Regions from separate parts of the Homo sapiens genome. Here regions 2, 3 and 4 are each linked to region 1. The links are chromatin contacts, found by Hi-C or POLR2A ChIA-PET in ENCODE. All regions are on one chromosome and are shown on one strand. Each heading gives the region's core, a stretch centred on a gene start or an enhancer-like site at or near the end of the contact. The rest is flanking DNA. Distances are from core to core; before and after follow the strand shown.

Evidence for each region. Hi-C counts contacts between places; a loop is a spot of excess contacts on that map. ChIA-PET counts read pairs that join two places held with the same protein, here RNA polymerase II (POLR2A). Pooled maps may share reads with other maps.
Region 2: a loop to region 1 is called in a map of CD8-positive, alpha-beta T cell, with 3 times the contacts of the local background. The contact joins the enhancer-like site here to the promoter of RHBDD1 in region 1. A Hi-C loop is called at or near these places in 2 of 168 maps with a recorded cell type or tissue (CD8-positive, alpha-beta T cell and naive thymus-derived CD4-positive, alpha-beta T cell), 2 of 37 single-sample maps with no recorded cell type and 11 of 50 pooled maps. POLR2A ChIA-PET finds 5 or more read pairs at or near these places in 1 of 52 experiments (activated CD4-positive, alpha-beta T cell).
Region 3: a map with no recorded cell type shows a loop between it and region 1 (3-fold over the local background). The contact joins the enhancer-like site here to the promoter of RHBDD1 in region 1. A Hi-C loop is called at or near these places in 2 of 168 maps with a recorded cell type or tissue (CD4-positive, alpha-beta memory T cell and GM12878), 6 of 37 single-sample maps with no recorded cell type and 13 of 50 pooled maps. POLR2A ChIA-PET finds 5 or more read pairs at or near these places in 2 of 52 experiments (OCI-LY7 and activated naive CD4-positive, alpha-beta T cell).
Region 4: a loop to region 1 is called in a map of posterior vena cava, with 5 times the contacts of the local background. The contact joins the enhancer-like site here to the promoter of RHBDD1 in region 1. A Hi-C loop is called at or near these places in 3 of 168 maps with a recorded cell type or tissue (endothelial cell of hepatic sinusoid, posterior vena cava and sigmoid colon) and 10 of 50 pooled maps. POLR2A ChIA-PET finds 5 or more read pairs at or near these places in 3 of 52 experiments (A549, T-cell and activated T-cell).

The regions. Positions count from the first base shown.
Region 1 is chr2:226,834,372-226,838,026 of GRCh38, reverse strand. It overlaps RHBDD1 (rhomboid domain containing 1), which reads right to left and starts at 1,973. Exons shown (of 9, transcript NM_001167608.3): 1 at 1,940-1,973. RefSeq lists enhancers at 1,461-1,610, 2,451-2,520, 2,360-2,654 and a silencer at 1,661-2,190.
Region 2 is chr2:224,920,411-224,924,065 of GRCh38, reverse strand. The region is part of intron 2 of DOCK10 (dedicator of cytokinesis 10); the gene reads left to right. Among named protein-coding and RNA genes, the nearest start is that of MIR4439, 88 kb to the left of the region's middle. Within about 2 kb of position 1,650, at least 7 of the 41 ENCODE cell types and tissues checked have a DNase peak (open chromatin) inside an H3K27ac peak, as active enhancers do; they include CD8-positive, alpha-beta T cell, where a contact is called at or near this core.
Region 3 is chr2:224,955,858-224,959,512 of GRCh38, reverse strand. The region is part of intron 1 of DOCK10 (dedicator of cytokinesis 10); the gene reads left to right. Among named protein-coding and RNA genes, the nearest start is that of MIR4439, 53 kb to the left of the region's middle. RefSeq lists an enhancer at 1,376-1,765. Within about 2 kb of position 1,817, at least 6 of the 41 ENCODE cell types and tissues checked have a DNase peak (open chromatin) inside an H3K27ac peak, as active enhancers do; they include GM12878 and OCI-LY7, where a contact is called at or near this core.
Region 4 is chr2:225,668,508-225,672,162 of GRCh38, reverse strand. All of the region lies in intron 7 of NYAP2 (neuronal tyrosine-phosphorylated phosphoinositide-3-kinase adaptor 2), which reads right to left. Among named protein-coding and RNA genes, the nearest start is that of NYAP2, 270 kb to the right of the region's middle. RefSeq lists a silencer at 3,411-3,460. Within about 2 kb of position 1,627, at least 2 of the 41 ENCODE cell types and tissues checked have a DNase peak (open chromatin) inside an H3K27ac peak, as active enhancers do.

The DNA.
Region 1 (3,655 bases), core at 724-3,223:
GCAGGTTGAGGGCACTCCTGTGATCCTTCCTGAAAATGGAGGTATCTAGAGTAGACATGAGATCTTTGCTACCGTGGAGTTGTACGACATATGGGAAACAAAGATAAGGACAGAAACATATTCAGCCTTGGCTTTCGCTTGCAAGTCACTATGTTACAATAATTCTCAACTCTAAAACTAGTGCTTACCTCTGGTCTTTACCAAATTCTGGGTCAAAGAAGGTATAACTAAACTGAAGACGAGGCAGGTGGATTACCTGAGGTCAGGAGTTCGGGACCAGCTTGGCAAACGTGGTGAAACCGTCTCTACTAAAAATACAAAAATTAGCTGGGCGTGGTGGCAGACGCCTGTAATCCCAGCTACCTGGGAAGCTGAGGCAGGAGAATCGTTTGAACCCTGGAGGCAGCGGTTACAGTGATCCAAGATTGCACCATTGCACTCCAGCCTGGGTGGCAGAAAGAGACTGTCTCCAAACAAAGCTGAAGAGATCAGAAGGCCAAAGAATTAAAAACTACTCTTCAACATAAATACTAATGCTATTCTTAAAAATCCTACAACCACAATAGCATTAGTATGCACTGCTTTAACTTTTAACTGAATATCCTGCATCCAACAACCTTGACTACACAGAATTGAGAATCCCGAGGTAAACAAAATACCCTCTAAGCAGCAGTCCCAATATCCATGCGCTACAGCTCATATCTACCCCGCTGAAGAATCCTTCCAGCACAAACTATGTACTTATTTTATGCAGTTCTAATAAGTTACTTAATAACATCTTTGAGGGTTTTCTATGTGTTTTGTGTTAAACATTTTTCTTGCATCTTCATATTCCAGCCCTGTGAGGTAACATGTCCAAGTTTTTCCATCTAGGAATTACTTCAATTCAAATTCCATTATATGTGATTCCACAATGGGTGTTATCACTACGCCATTAATTCTCAAACTTTAGCGTCCAGGTGCATTGGTATCAACTGGAAGGCTTGTTAAAATATATTTCTGATTCAGTAAGTTTGGGATAAGACCCCAAAATGTGCATTTCCAAGAAGTTCCCAAGTGATGCTGATCCTAGCGTCCTGGGATTATTTAGAAACCAATGCACTTCTATTCTTCTTTGAAAGAATACTTGCTTTCCACAGCGACGGCAGGCCTGCAGCAAACCAGAAGCCTTTAAAGTTTATTAGAACTACCTCAAAAAGACACACAACTGTGAGAAATTAGATAAAGCCTTCTAATAAGCAATTTCAAAGAGAAAAAAGAAAAGCCTGGGAGTCACTGAGTGTACTGCAGAGACCCAAACACCTCGATAATTGAATCATAACTAGGCAGGCACTCATTCATTTTGACAGTAACGCTGAGTCTTCAAAAGAGTTTATGCTCAGTTTAGAAAAACAAATAAGGCTGTGATCCGTTTCTTGTAAACGTTTATCCAAAGGTTTTTAGGGGTTGGACAGAAAGGGTTTACTTTGGCGGATTTTTTGTCCTCTAATAAAAGTTATTACTGCGGTGAGGCTTAGACTTGTTCTGAGAAACTGAAAGCTGTCCCGAGAGCACCTGAAACTGCATGCTCTGTTGCTGATGCAACGTCACTTCAAACTTCCTGCTTTCAAAAGGAACCCTTTAAACTCGCTCAGCGCCAACCCCTTCCTCCGAGTGTGGGCACGTCGTTCCCGTGCGGTCCGGCGGAGATGCGGCAACTTCGACAAGACCCCAGGTGGAGTTACCCCAGGAAACGCCCTCCCCGCTCTCGGACTTGCCCCGGACGGGGAGGCTGTGCCTCCAGCCCCGCCATGCCTCCCTCGCCCTAGCCCCCCGGGAGGCGCCGACCTCCGCCCAGCAGCCCCAGCCCGGCCGCCAGCTCCCGCAGCCCGGGGAAACGGCGAGAGATGCCGCTCACAACCAACGACAGCAGCCGGACCAAACAGACGCGGAAACTCACGCTCTCTACGACCCGCCTGCGTCCCCACGTCTTCGCGCGCACGTGCGTCATCACGCACGTTCCCGATCCGGGGCGCCCCGGGTTCCTGGGGCCGGGTGCGGGAGGGGAGGGCCTTAAAGCGGACGGCTCGGCCGCGGCGCATGCTTAGTTGTGCGCGCCCGCGCTCTGCTGTCTGCAGACCGCGTGCGCCGGCAGTGGCTCTAAGGGGGCCGCGAGGGCACAGCGGGGCAGGACCGCGGCAGAGCGCAGTAAGGAGAGTGTGGACCCTCGCCCTGTCCTCTAAGCTCCATGTGAAATGTGGATAATATTCCTTACTGCCATAAATAGCCACTGGCCGCTGACTACGCGTAAGGCAAACAAGCGACCTGCGTTCAAGGGACCCGAAGACTAGGGGAGAAGCAGCGAGCGGGTCGCGGCCGCCTACCCAACGGACGCCTCTGCCCAGGTTCTCTGCCGGGAAGCTTCGTCCTTCCGGGCCCCAGCGCAGCCGGAGGCTGGGGAGCTGCTGCCTGGAAGGGTCAGATACCGCCTGTTAGGCGGAGGGTGGGAAAGACACTCTCCTGCTTCAGGAGCTATCGCAGACAACCGGAGGGCGGCTTATCGCAGAGTCCCAGAGCCAGCCAGCAAGGCAAGGTCGCGGGTGCACCTTTCACTCCCAGAAGCTTGGGTCTGGGACTGCACCACGCAACGTTTGCCCATTTTGAGGGCTTTAGGTGTTTCATATTTCAGTTAATAGAATTTCGATTAATACATAATTTGATACCATTTTAATTGTTTGCTACTCGGGAGCAAGTTTTATGTTTAGCTGTAGGAGTTAGGCTAAGTTAAATGTTGCAATGCTATATATATTTAATAGGATATGAAAAAACTATCTTACAGCCGGGCGCGGTAACTCACGCCTGTAATCCCCGCACTTTGGGAGGTCGAGGCAGGAGGATCGCTTGAGCTCAGGAGTTTGAGACCAGCCTGGACAACATAGTGAGACCTTGTCTCTATTTAAAAAACAACAACAGGCCTGGCGCGGTGGCCCACGCCTGTAATCCCAGCACTTTGGGAGGCTAAGGCGGGCGGATCACCGGAGGTCAGGAATTCAAAACCAGCCTGGCCAACATGGCGAAACCCTGTCTCTACTAAAAATACAAAAATTAGCCAGGCATGGTTGCGGGCGCCTGTAATCCCGGCTACTCGGGAGGCTGAGGCAGGGGAATCCTTGAACCCGGGAGGCAGAGGTTGCAGTGAGATCGCGTCCATGCACTCCAGCCTGGGCGACAGAGCATGACTCTATCTCAAAAAAAAAAAATCTTACTATTTGGTATGGAATTTTCTGATAGCTAGGGTAAAGATGCTCTTTTTCCAAGAAGGAATCCGAGTATCCGAATACAGGTGGTTTAGTGTTACTCTTTGTTTATTGGAAGTTGTAGCAGCTGTGTTTAGATAGTCTGCTAAAACAAAAACTGCCTAAACCAGAAGAGTTTATCTTTTGCCATTGTGTATTAAAACTCTTCATAGAAATATTTATTTTGGAGTTTGAAATTTAAGTGAAAATGTGGCTCATGCATAGGTGTGGGTGTACATATGACTTTCAAGTGACAAAGAAGATTCTTAGCAAATTGTACGTGTTCATTAAGACTCATAAGTTACCTCTTTCCTAGAAAAACAATATACTCCTCCAAAAGCTCAACTGACAATGAGAAACTGCATTTCTGGACATGAAAA
Region 2 (3,655 bases), core at 401-2,900, 1.9 Mb after region 1:
TGGAACATAGCAAAGGAGTAATAAGGAACATGGCAAAACTTATTTTACAGTTGTTATATTTTACCCCCAAAGCAGATGTAATGTGGCTTGCTTATAAACAATAAAACACACAGGTAAAATGACCGGCTGAATTCATCAGCAGCATAACCTTTCGGCCTAAAATATTCTATGGGTAAGCTGCAGACTTCATGTGTGCTACAGAGAGTAAATAACAGCATTCAGGGAAGAAAAATGTGTGTTGGATGAATTAGAAAGCTTTTGAAAAGGAGCTGGCACCTATACAAAACCTGAGATTTCTAAAGAATGAGGAAAGAAAAAGACTTTTGGAGAGGCAGAGGAGCATGGGCAAAGGCCCTGTGCAGGAATGAGGCTGGCCCTGAAGGAGAAATGCGGGCAGCCAGGTGGGATGGAGCCGGTGAGAGCTGGCAGTGCTGGGCCGCTCTTCAGTCCATTTCTCTTCCCTAGACCATGTCTGCAGGCCTCGCAGCAGGCAACCCTCTTCACTGGGCTTTCTTGGATGGTAAACTCAGACCACAGACCTCAGAGTCTTTGCCAGGGGGAGGTCCTGGTGCAGTAGGTGTCTTTATATTGTTGGAGCACCTCGTTTCTATTAATGCTCACATCTTCCCATATGTAGAATGTTTGGTCCTCACCTCTTTAGAGGAGATGAGACATGTTTTGGAGCCTGGAAAATAAGTCACAAAAAAGAAGTGAAATGACTGGCTCAGTAGTTTGTCAATCCAAGAGTAAAACACCTTGAAGTTCTTCTTATAGGATTCTATCACTACTATATACCTAAATACTACAACACTGTGTCTTCATGCTTAACTTGGCTGGAATGACTGCTATCAAGTAATAGACAACTGTTCATTATTTGTATATTTGCCATACAGTTCAACCCCAGCAAAACAAGAAGGGCCTTCCCTTTAAAGCACAAGTCAGGTACTAAAGTAATATTCTCATATATTTAAACAATAAGTAAAATAAAATCACAACAATACTCTTCTGAATGTGGTAAAAGATGTTTTTCAAGAAACTAATGTAATCTAAGGACATTCTCTAATAGAATAAAAGACAATATCGATGTCTGAGAAATTTAGGTTAAAATCACTTTTAAACACATGCTGAGGGTCATTAATCACAAAGTTTTAGTTAATAGTTCTTATTGTGAGGCTTATAACTCCCCAAGCTTAGACTGATTGATTACTTTAAACACCATCATTTTGTCCTCCTTTTTGAACAGGGGGAAGCTACAATACTGTCAGAGGAAGCTTTTCTCAGCCCCAAGATAGGATAAGCAGCCCTTTTTTAGACTTTTACAGTGACCTTTGGCCAATTGAGAGATAGTCCTGATGTGCTTGGAAGGAAGTCTTCTGTAGCCAGTATAGCCAGCAGATTGGTGGCTGTAACGAAACCTCCAAGACCATCCACTGCAGGCTACAAGAAACCAGAAAGTGACAGGGCTGCAAGGGAGGATGTCTGAATCTCATGGACCTGAAACTATAAACACAGGCCTGCATGCATCATTTCAGGACAGTTTTTATTTCCAAATGCCTGATCTCTGGACAATAGATAGGCTCCTTATGAAATCCTACCACCAAAGGAGAAGCTCAGCTGAGTTCCACTGCAGTTTCAGATCCCTTTTATGCTATTGAGCTATACTAATTGTTGACCAGAGTTTTATAAAAGAGAACAGGAAATCTCTTGTGGTCAAGACAATTTGTAGTGGTCTGAAAGCATCTGATTCTCAGAAAAGAAAAAATTCTTTGTAACCATATTAAAACCCTTACCAAATATGATTGTTTACAGTTTTCTTTGTATTCGATCAATTCATTTTTGCTTCAGTGGAGACACATTAAAGAGATCTAAAATGAGAAGAAGTGCCACAGTTTTTAAAGTGGAAACTTGTGGAGTCCTTGCACTTTTTTTTTTTTTTTTTTTTTTTTGAGATGGAGTTTTGCTCTTGCTGCCCGGGCTGGAGTACAGTGGCGCCATCTCGACTCACCGCAACCTCCGCCACCCGGGTTCAAGCGATTCTCCTGCCTCAGCCTCTCGAGTAGCTGGGATTGCAGGCATGTGCCACCATGCCCAGCTAATTTTTATTTTATTTTATTTTATTTTTATTTTTAGTAGAGACGGGGTTTCTTCGTGTTGGTCAGGCTGGTCTCACACTCCCAACCTCAGGTGATCCACCCGCCTCAGCCTCCCAAAGCGCTGGGATTATAGGCATGAGCCACAGCGCCTGGCTGTCCTTGCACTTTTTCAGACAAATGCTCCAGCATTATAATAAAATACAACTAAGATCAATAGCACGTTATGGGCATACATCATACATGTATTCTCTTTCCTATACCTTGTGTAACCTGCACAGGATATTAGATATGCAATAACTGCACATATTGTAAAATAATGTTTTAGATTTATCACATGGTTCCAAGAGCATAATTCAGCCTGTTGTCTTATTTAGTAAAAAGTCAACATCATTTTATAACAAGAGACCACCAGGCATTGTACACGTGATTAAGCAATTTTTGTAACTCGGCCTGAATTAATTCGCAGTCTCATAAATTGGATGTGAACATTACCTTATGTATTTGGGGGCCTATCTAACTATAGGACATTACTAATCTAGTAGCCATGTGATTACTGTTATGGGGAACCCAAGCCTACATTCCAGAAACTTACCAATAAAACAAGCAAACAAACAAAAAACTTCTTAAATTAGCTAAGTGTTCACGTTAGTATTATTATTTATTGAAATGGAGTTTTGCTGTTGTTGCCCAGCAACATTGCTGGAGTGCAATGGCATGATCTTGGTTCATTGCAACCTCCCCCTCCCAGGTTCGAGTGATTCTCCTGCCTCAGCCTCCTGAGTAGCTGGGATTACAGGTGCCCGCCACCATGCCCGGCTATTTTTTGTGTATATACATTATATATATATATATATATATATTTTTTTTTTTTTTTTTTTTTAATAGAGACGGTGTTTTCCCATGTTGGCCAGGCTGGTCTCAAACTCTTGACCTCAATTGGTCTGCCCACCTCAGCCTCCCAAAGGGCTGGGATTACAGGCATGAGCCACCGTGCCCAGCCCACTTTATTTTATTATGTCACAGAGCAGTGATCGTAGTGGGACAGTAAGTTTACTACATAGATGGAACAGGGAGTGGTTGTGTCACATGCAAAATATGATGGAGCCAATTTGGATCTTATTATTTATGTTTTACTTAATTATAAGCTTAATTCTGGGCCATGTTACTCTACTCTCCATCAGACTTAAAGTATTTTTTTAAAAAGTCAAGAAAGCAATGGAGACTCTAGTGGAAAATGGAAAAGAGGAATAGCTTGCATTTTTGTATAAAAATTTTATTAATAATGGCCATAATATAGAATTTTTTTTTAATTAGAAAGAAAAATGTCTAATGTTCCCAGTAGATTATAATATGTAATATTCCCTGGAAACCAAGCAACACCATATATCTGTAAATTATCCATCCGAATAGGAAACAAAGGCATCCCAGATCATTTAAATTCAGCAGTAATCCCCAAAGCTCAATTTAGGCATGGTTCTTAATATTCTACTCCAAAACTTCAATATAGTTTATTTACTATTTATCTTCTAACAGAGTGAATAGCATAAAATAAGCAACTTGAA
Region 3 (3,655 bases), core at 568-3,067, 1.9 Mb after region 1:
GGAGAAAGAGGAGCTCTGATTGAAAAATCATTTTTCTTGCCTAAGTGGTACTTGAGGTAAAAAAAAAAAAAAAAAGAAAATAATAAAGGCTTATTTTTTGGGGTCCGGTTGTAGGTTTACCTGGAAATGGCTGATACAAGTTGTTTTATTTAAAAACACACAAACATAGAAGTTTAGAGTTTTTTTAAAAAAAGCTTCAGAACAAGAAGTCCAGAAAGATTACTGTTTTTGCCTGAGGTCACTCAACCTATCAGCGATAGATGTTGAATACAGGCTTCCTGATGCCATCCAATGCTCTCCTCACTGTGAATGCAGTGAGATGCACTCTGCCTAAAAGAAAAAAAGAAATGGCTTATCATGGCAGTCTCCACTCTGTAGTTATGGGCAGTGAGAAAGAAGAAGTCAACACAAATTCAGAACTGGTTCCTGAAAATATGTTCCCTAATGCCAACCAAAGCAAGAAGGATGCCAATTTTAAATGCTGCCAAAGATCTTTTGATGCAGTCTAGGTAGCGGATCTCCTTCCCAATCTATGATACCCTTGCAAAAGAGAACAAAGTCAGATTAAATGTCTCTTTGTCAGTGTACTTTAATACCTTTCCGTGGCCTTGGAAATTTATTCAAAGGAAAAAGAGGAAGACGGGGAGAAAACAAAGTGCAATACTCTTTTCTGCTGTTCACAACATCAAATTGGTAATTATAATGTTGGTATTTGCCACATGCCAGTAGGAGATCCCGCACCGTTGAAACATAAAGAGGATACTGTTTATTGCTCTGGGAATTTACAGTCCCGCTTAGGCAGAAAAGTAACCATGAAAAGTTCTTTTTTTTTTTTAAACATATGATATTGGTTAAAACTTGGCTTTCTTAACTTCCTTGGAATTTGAGTCTTCTTTGTGGGATAAAGGGAGATGACAGAAATAGGATAATTGGAACCTTTTGTAGTTGTGCACAGAGGGGATTTAAAAATGAAATAGCCAGTGTTGCAAGACACAATGAGCACAAAGAGGTCAGTTGTGGAAGGAGTGAGTGTGCAGGGGAAGAGAGGCTGTTTAACCTAATTATCCTTATCCAAACCAAGGGGTCTTCTGGCTACTCCCTTCCTTTCTGAAGCATCCTATTCCTTTCACTGCCACTTTCGAGGTGCCCTTTTTGTGCCCGGAGCTGGTGCCCTTTTTGTGCCCGGAGCTCCTCCTCCTAATGCTCAATGCATGAGCAGCTAGGATCATCCTGCACTCATAAACCATACACTGTAGCAGCGCAGCTCAAGATGACCTCAACACAATTACTTTATAATCCAACTTACAACTGACATCCACTGAGCATTTTATTATATTCCACACATGGCGCTAAGCACTTCACCAATATTCTATTAATAAGCCTCACAACATCTAATAAAGTAGATACTGTGGTTATCTTTATTTTGCAGATAAGGAGACTCATTTCCAGAGAGGTTAGGGAAGTCACCCAGAGGTACCTGGCAAGTAAGTGTGAAGGCCAGCACAGTGGTCTTACCCACAGTGGCCAACACCACAGTCCCAATGACATGCTTTCATGCTTGAAACGTGTATCCTCATCCCCAATTCCTTGGGCCTTTGCCTAGGTGACCAGTTTGCCTCTTCTGAGATAATATTCTAAGTTATTGAAGATTATAATGGGTTTGTAGCTTTTCCAGGCAAGTGAAGCTGCATTTTAATAGAGACGTCCCAGAACAGAAACAGAAACCTAGGCTTATGCACTAATTTGAATAGTGGTGTTTTGAGACATGTAGAGAAGTGAAAGAGGGCACTGATTTGAAGGACAGTAGGTCTGAGGTTCTTCCAAGCAAGTCAGCTCGGCTTTCAAGAGGTACTAACTCTGGTCCAAAGAGAAATCTCCACCATCTGCCAGGAGATCCCTGGCTCTGGAAGCCATCATCAAGGAAATACTGGATTTGGTGGCTCACACCTGTAATCTCAGCTACCAGGAAGCTGAGGTGAGAGGATCTCTTGAAACCAGGAGTTCTAGACTAGATTGGGCAACATAGCAAGACCCCACCTCAAAAAAAATTAAAATGAAAAAAGGTGTGATGATACACATTTGTAATCCCAGCTACTCAGCAGGCTGAGGCAAGAGAGTCATTTGAGCCCAAGAGTTCAAGGTTGCAGTGAGCTATGATCACACCGCTGCACTTTAGCCTGGGTGGCAGAGTGAGACCCCATCTCCGAAAAACAAAGCCGGGGGGGGGCGGAAAGTAAAAACTAAATACTAGATTTAGACCTAGGGTTGGGGAGAGATTTTTCCCTGCCCTCCCCCAAGAAGTTTTGGCAACTTCTGAGGACCTCAGTGGCTGTCACAGATGGGCACAGCAGAGGGCGGGGAGTTTGCTACTGGTATCCATGGGTAGAGGCCAGCCAGGGATGCTACAAAACATCCTGCAATACAAGGGACACCCCCACACACAAACAACAAATGATCAGATCCAAGATGTCAATAGTGCTGAGTTTAAGAAACCCTGATTTAGACAATACCTGAGGGACATGACAAGCATGACCAGGTTTACAAATTCCAAGCACAGCCGTGGCCAGTGAAGAGGCTGGCTTTATTCCAGGGTTTTCTCCTCCATTTCCTAAACATGCGGTGTGATCCAGCTGGTTAGTTAATTCCACCTGACTGAGTATACATTAGGAAAAGAGAATATTTGATTTTATAAATGAGATCTCCGTGCAGTATAAAAATAGTTTGTGTTGGGAGGTAGTGCCACAGAGGGCACTATTATATGATTTTCTGCCTAAGAAAACTATTAGGTGAACCAGCTTCTGAGGCATTGTTTCTCAAAGTGTGGTCTGTGTAGTGTCTTTAACAGGCATCACTTCGATGCTCTTTTTTTTTTTTTTTTTTTTTTTTTCTGAGGTAGCGTCTCGCCCTGTTGCCCAGGCTGGAGCGCAGTGGTGCAATCTCGGCTCACTGCAACCTCCACCTCCGAGGTTCAAGTGATTCTCCTGCCTCAGGCTCCTGAGTACCTGGGATTACAGGTGCATGCCACCATGCCCAGCTCATTTTTGTATTTTTAGTAGAGACAGAGTTTCACCATGTTGGCCAATCTGGTCTCGAACTCCTGACTTCAAATGATCCACCCACCTTTGGCCTCCCAAAGTTCTGGGATTACAGGCATGAGCCACCGTGCCCGCCAATGGATGGTCTTTATAAAGCCAGATTACTAAACCCCCCAAATGAGAGCTACTGAGCTCCTGGTTAGGGTCAAGGAATCCACATTTTAAACAACTTATCCATGTGATTCTTACAAACACTGGAGAGTCTCTTCTCTTGGGGTTATAGTAGTAACTTTCAAAGTCCTACTATTGTCCAGGTCCCAAATCAAGTCTCAGTGCTTGTATGAAGAAATCCTGCTTCACCTTGGCCAACACAATGTTCTCCTTTGTTTTCAGATGCTGCAACCCATATTCTTCATTTGTCACTTCGTTTCTGCCTTTTGTGTTTTATGTGTACCATCATCTCCCCACATGGACTGTGTATAGTCTGTTCTAATTCTCTCTTATCATTGATTCCTGGCACTGGACAGACACGAACAATGTTTGACAGAGAGTCATTCTCATAAACTAGATTAAATACATATGGGTGCCCTTATGAGAGGTATCCAATTCTTGTTTCTCTG
Region 4 (3,655 bases), core at 378-2,877, 1.2 Mb after region 1:
CTAGAGAGAAGTCAATACCTGGTTTCAAAGGACACGTTGACTCTCTTGTTAGGAGTTAATGCAGCCAGTGACTTTAAGTTGAAGCCAATGCTCATTTACTATTTCAAAATATTAAGGCCCTCAAGAATTATGCTAAACCTACTCTGCCTGTGCTCTAGAAATGAAAAAAAAAAGTGTGGATGCCAGTACATCTGTTTACAGCATTATTTATTAAATATTTAAAGCCCATGTTGAGACCTACTGCACAGAAAAAAAAAGAATTCCTTTCAAAATATTACTGTTCATTGACAATGCACCTGGTCACTCAATAGCTCTCATGGAGATGTACAAGGAGATTAATGTTTTTATGCCTGCTAAGATAACATTCATTCTAAATCCATGAATCAAGGAGTAATTTTGACTTTGAAATCTTATTATTTAAGAAATCTATTTCATAAGGCTATAGCTGCCACAGATAGTGATTCATTTGATAAATTTGGTAAAAAAAAGTAACTTAAAAACTTCTGGAAAGGATTCACCACTCTAGATATCATTAAGAACACTTGTCATTCATGGGAAGAGTTTGAAATATCAACATGAACAGGAATTTGGAAGAAGTTGATCTCAACCTTTTGGATGACTTTGAGGCACTGAAGGCCTCAGTGGACTGCAGATGTGGTAAAGTGGAAATTATAACAAGAAAACTAGAATTAGAAAGGGAGCTTGAAGAAGTAACTGAATTGCAGCAATCTCATGATAAAACTTGAACACATGATGAGTTGCTCTTTAGGGATGAACAAAGAAAGTGGTTTCTTGAGATGAAATGCACCCCTGGTAAAGGTGCTATGAACATTGTGGAAATGACAAGAAAGGATTTAGAATATCACATAAGCTTAGTTGATAAAGCAGTGTCAGGGTTTGAGAGAAATGACTTTAATTCTACTGTGGGGAAAATGTTCTCAAACAGCATCATATGGTTTGGCATAGGTAAAGGAGGGAAAAAGAAAAAAAAACAGCATTGCATTCTACAGAGGAATCTTTTGTAAAAGGAAGAGTTAAATTGATGTGGCAAACTTTGCTGTTGTCCTATTTTAAGAAATTGCCACAGCCACCCCAACCTTCAGCAACCACTACCCTGATCAGTCAGCAGCCATCAACACTGAGGAAAGACCTTCTACTGGCAAAAACATAGGACTTGATGCAGGCTCAGATGATCGTTAGCATTTTTAGCAATGAAGTATTTTTTTAATTAAGGTATGTACATTGTTTAGACACAATGTTTACACTTAATAGACTGGATTATAATGTAAAAATAATTTTTCTATGTACTGGAAAACCAAAAAATTATTGAGACTTGCTTTATTGCAATATTCACTATATTGCCATGGTCTGGAATTGAACCCATGATACCTCCAAGGTATGCCTGTAAACAATCCAAAGAAATCTTAGCAATATTGATTTTAATACAGATCCCTGTCATTCCAAAACACATGATAAACAATGAATTACTGCTTGATGCTGCCAAAATGATTGCTGAAAGCCTATGTAGGAATTTTTTTTTTTTTTTTTTTTTTTTTTGGAAAATACTGAAGACGTTTTCCCAGGAAGGACATAAACTAATGCAATAGCACCCCTTTGTGGTGACATAAGGCTATAAAAATCATAACCAAGACCATTAATTTGTAAGGGTCTTTTTTAGAATTTCCTGCAGAATTACATTGAAATGGCCTAAAGACTCATTTAGTAATCCTTTCCTTTCTCTTAGGCAGAACCACACTACTATCATCTCACCAATATGGAAATTTACTGTGGTTTTAAAGGTCTCCAAAGGAAAGATTGCATGACCTCTCCCCGTACAACATTCCAGGGTTCTGCTTTCAGGTCTAATAAAAATAACTTGACACACGAGCATGCACCCATTTCCTCTAGTTAAACCTGCCTCTTTGGTTGAGATGAGAACCAGATGGCTGTTATCCTTTTTATTCCTTGGCATCTATGTACACCAACTGTGAAGGCCAAGGATACAGAACCATAGCAAGATTGTACAAAATGGATTTGGTCAGAGGAAGTAATCATGACCTATCTATAAAACCTTCCAAAGTAGGGCCTGCAAATACCACTTCTGTTTGGAGCAGAAAGTGTTTTAGTGGGCCAGAATGTGCAAAGCACATTTCTTCATTTGAAGAGCTCTTCATCTTCCCCTCATGTAAGGTGAATCGCTGCAACCTGGGTGTACTTCATAACAACCCGACTCTCCTTGGAGGAGGTGTGCTCACACTGCTTTCAAACAACTTGAGTCTTTGGAATGATCGTATCTATTTATTTAACCTTCTTGCCCTTTGCACATCATCTGACTGCTGGACAGAACGGAAATAAAAATTGTTATTTTTCTCTTTTTAAAGTCTAACACAATTACACATTTTCTACTACTGAACTGAATGCTACTTTGAATTTTCTCCATTTCAGCATTTTAAATATTAATAAAATTTTGATTTTTTTGTTATTCACTTTAGCAGTTCCCAGTGGTTTTCAAATTATAGAACAAACTGAGCTCTTCCCAGAACATTCTGGATATTTGTTTTCATAGGGTTGACATTACAATACTGTGTTTCTTTCTTCCTTTTTTTTCTCACTAAATGATTTTTTAAATTGTAATCAAGAAAAATAAGTTGTTGAAAATGTAAGCTGCCAGTTTTATCTCTAGTTAGGGTTTATTTTTGTAACACATAATCAGTTGAAATATATAGAGATTAGCTTTGCCCATTTTTGTCCATACGAATGAGCTTTTAAGGGATGAATTAAACAATGGTGTCTTATTTGTAGTAGGTAGAGACGTGATGTGCAGAAACCTACGTTAAGGCCTTTCATTTTAAAACAATACAGGGTAATAAAAGCCAAATTCACGTGCCATAATGACTTTTGATCTCTTTTGTAAAAAGAAAGAGATAGAGTCATGAAAAATAGTAATAATTAACATCTGCTCTGTATGTTCATGTACCACATGCTTTATGCCTCAGGTAGATAACATACATTGTAAAAGAACAGCCAACTTCATGTTCCTGCCTGAAACCTCACTGTAAATAAAATATGAGTCAGACATTCATTATGTAGTTTTTGGTATTCATACTTGTCCTTAATCATCCTCTATTACGTCTGTAGTTAATGCATATGCAATCAATTTTAAGCCATTAGCAGCAAAAAAAAAAAAAAAAAAAAAAAAAAAAAAAGCAGGGGACACCAATTAGGACACAATTTTTTTCTTTATTTATTCCTGTGTATGTAATTACCTTACATTAATAGTTTGACTTGTCAAGTAATTTCTAGCCCAAATGAATGGAGACATGTTAACTTTGGAGATCCTCTCCCTCCCTCTAGTGGTGATGAACTGCACAGGAAATCTTCAGTATGTGTTTGCTCTATAATACCCAGGAGAGTGCAGCTGACACACACACAGGAAAGGACAGTGCATTGAGAGTAAGAAGAGAGGGGTTCAAGGCCGAGATCTGCCATTACTCTGTGAACTTGAGATTTCACTTGGCCTTTTGTTTCTCAGTTTTCTCATCAGAGATGGGATAATGATTATGATTTGCAGGACTGTTGTGATGGTCACATGAGAAAACATTAGGTCAAATATATTTAGACATCGATAAAACATAATTAGATTTCTTCTTTTTCT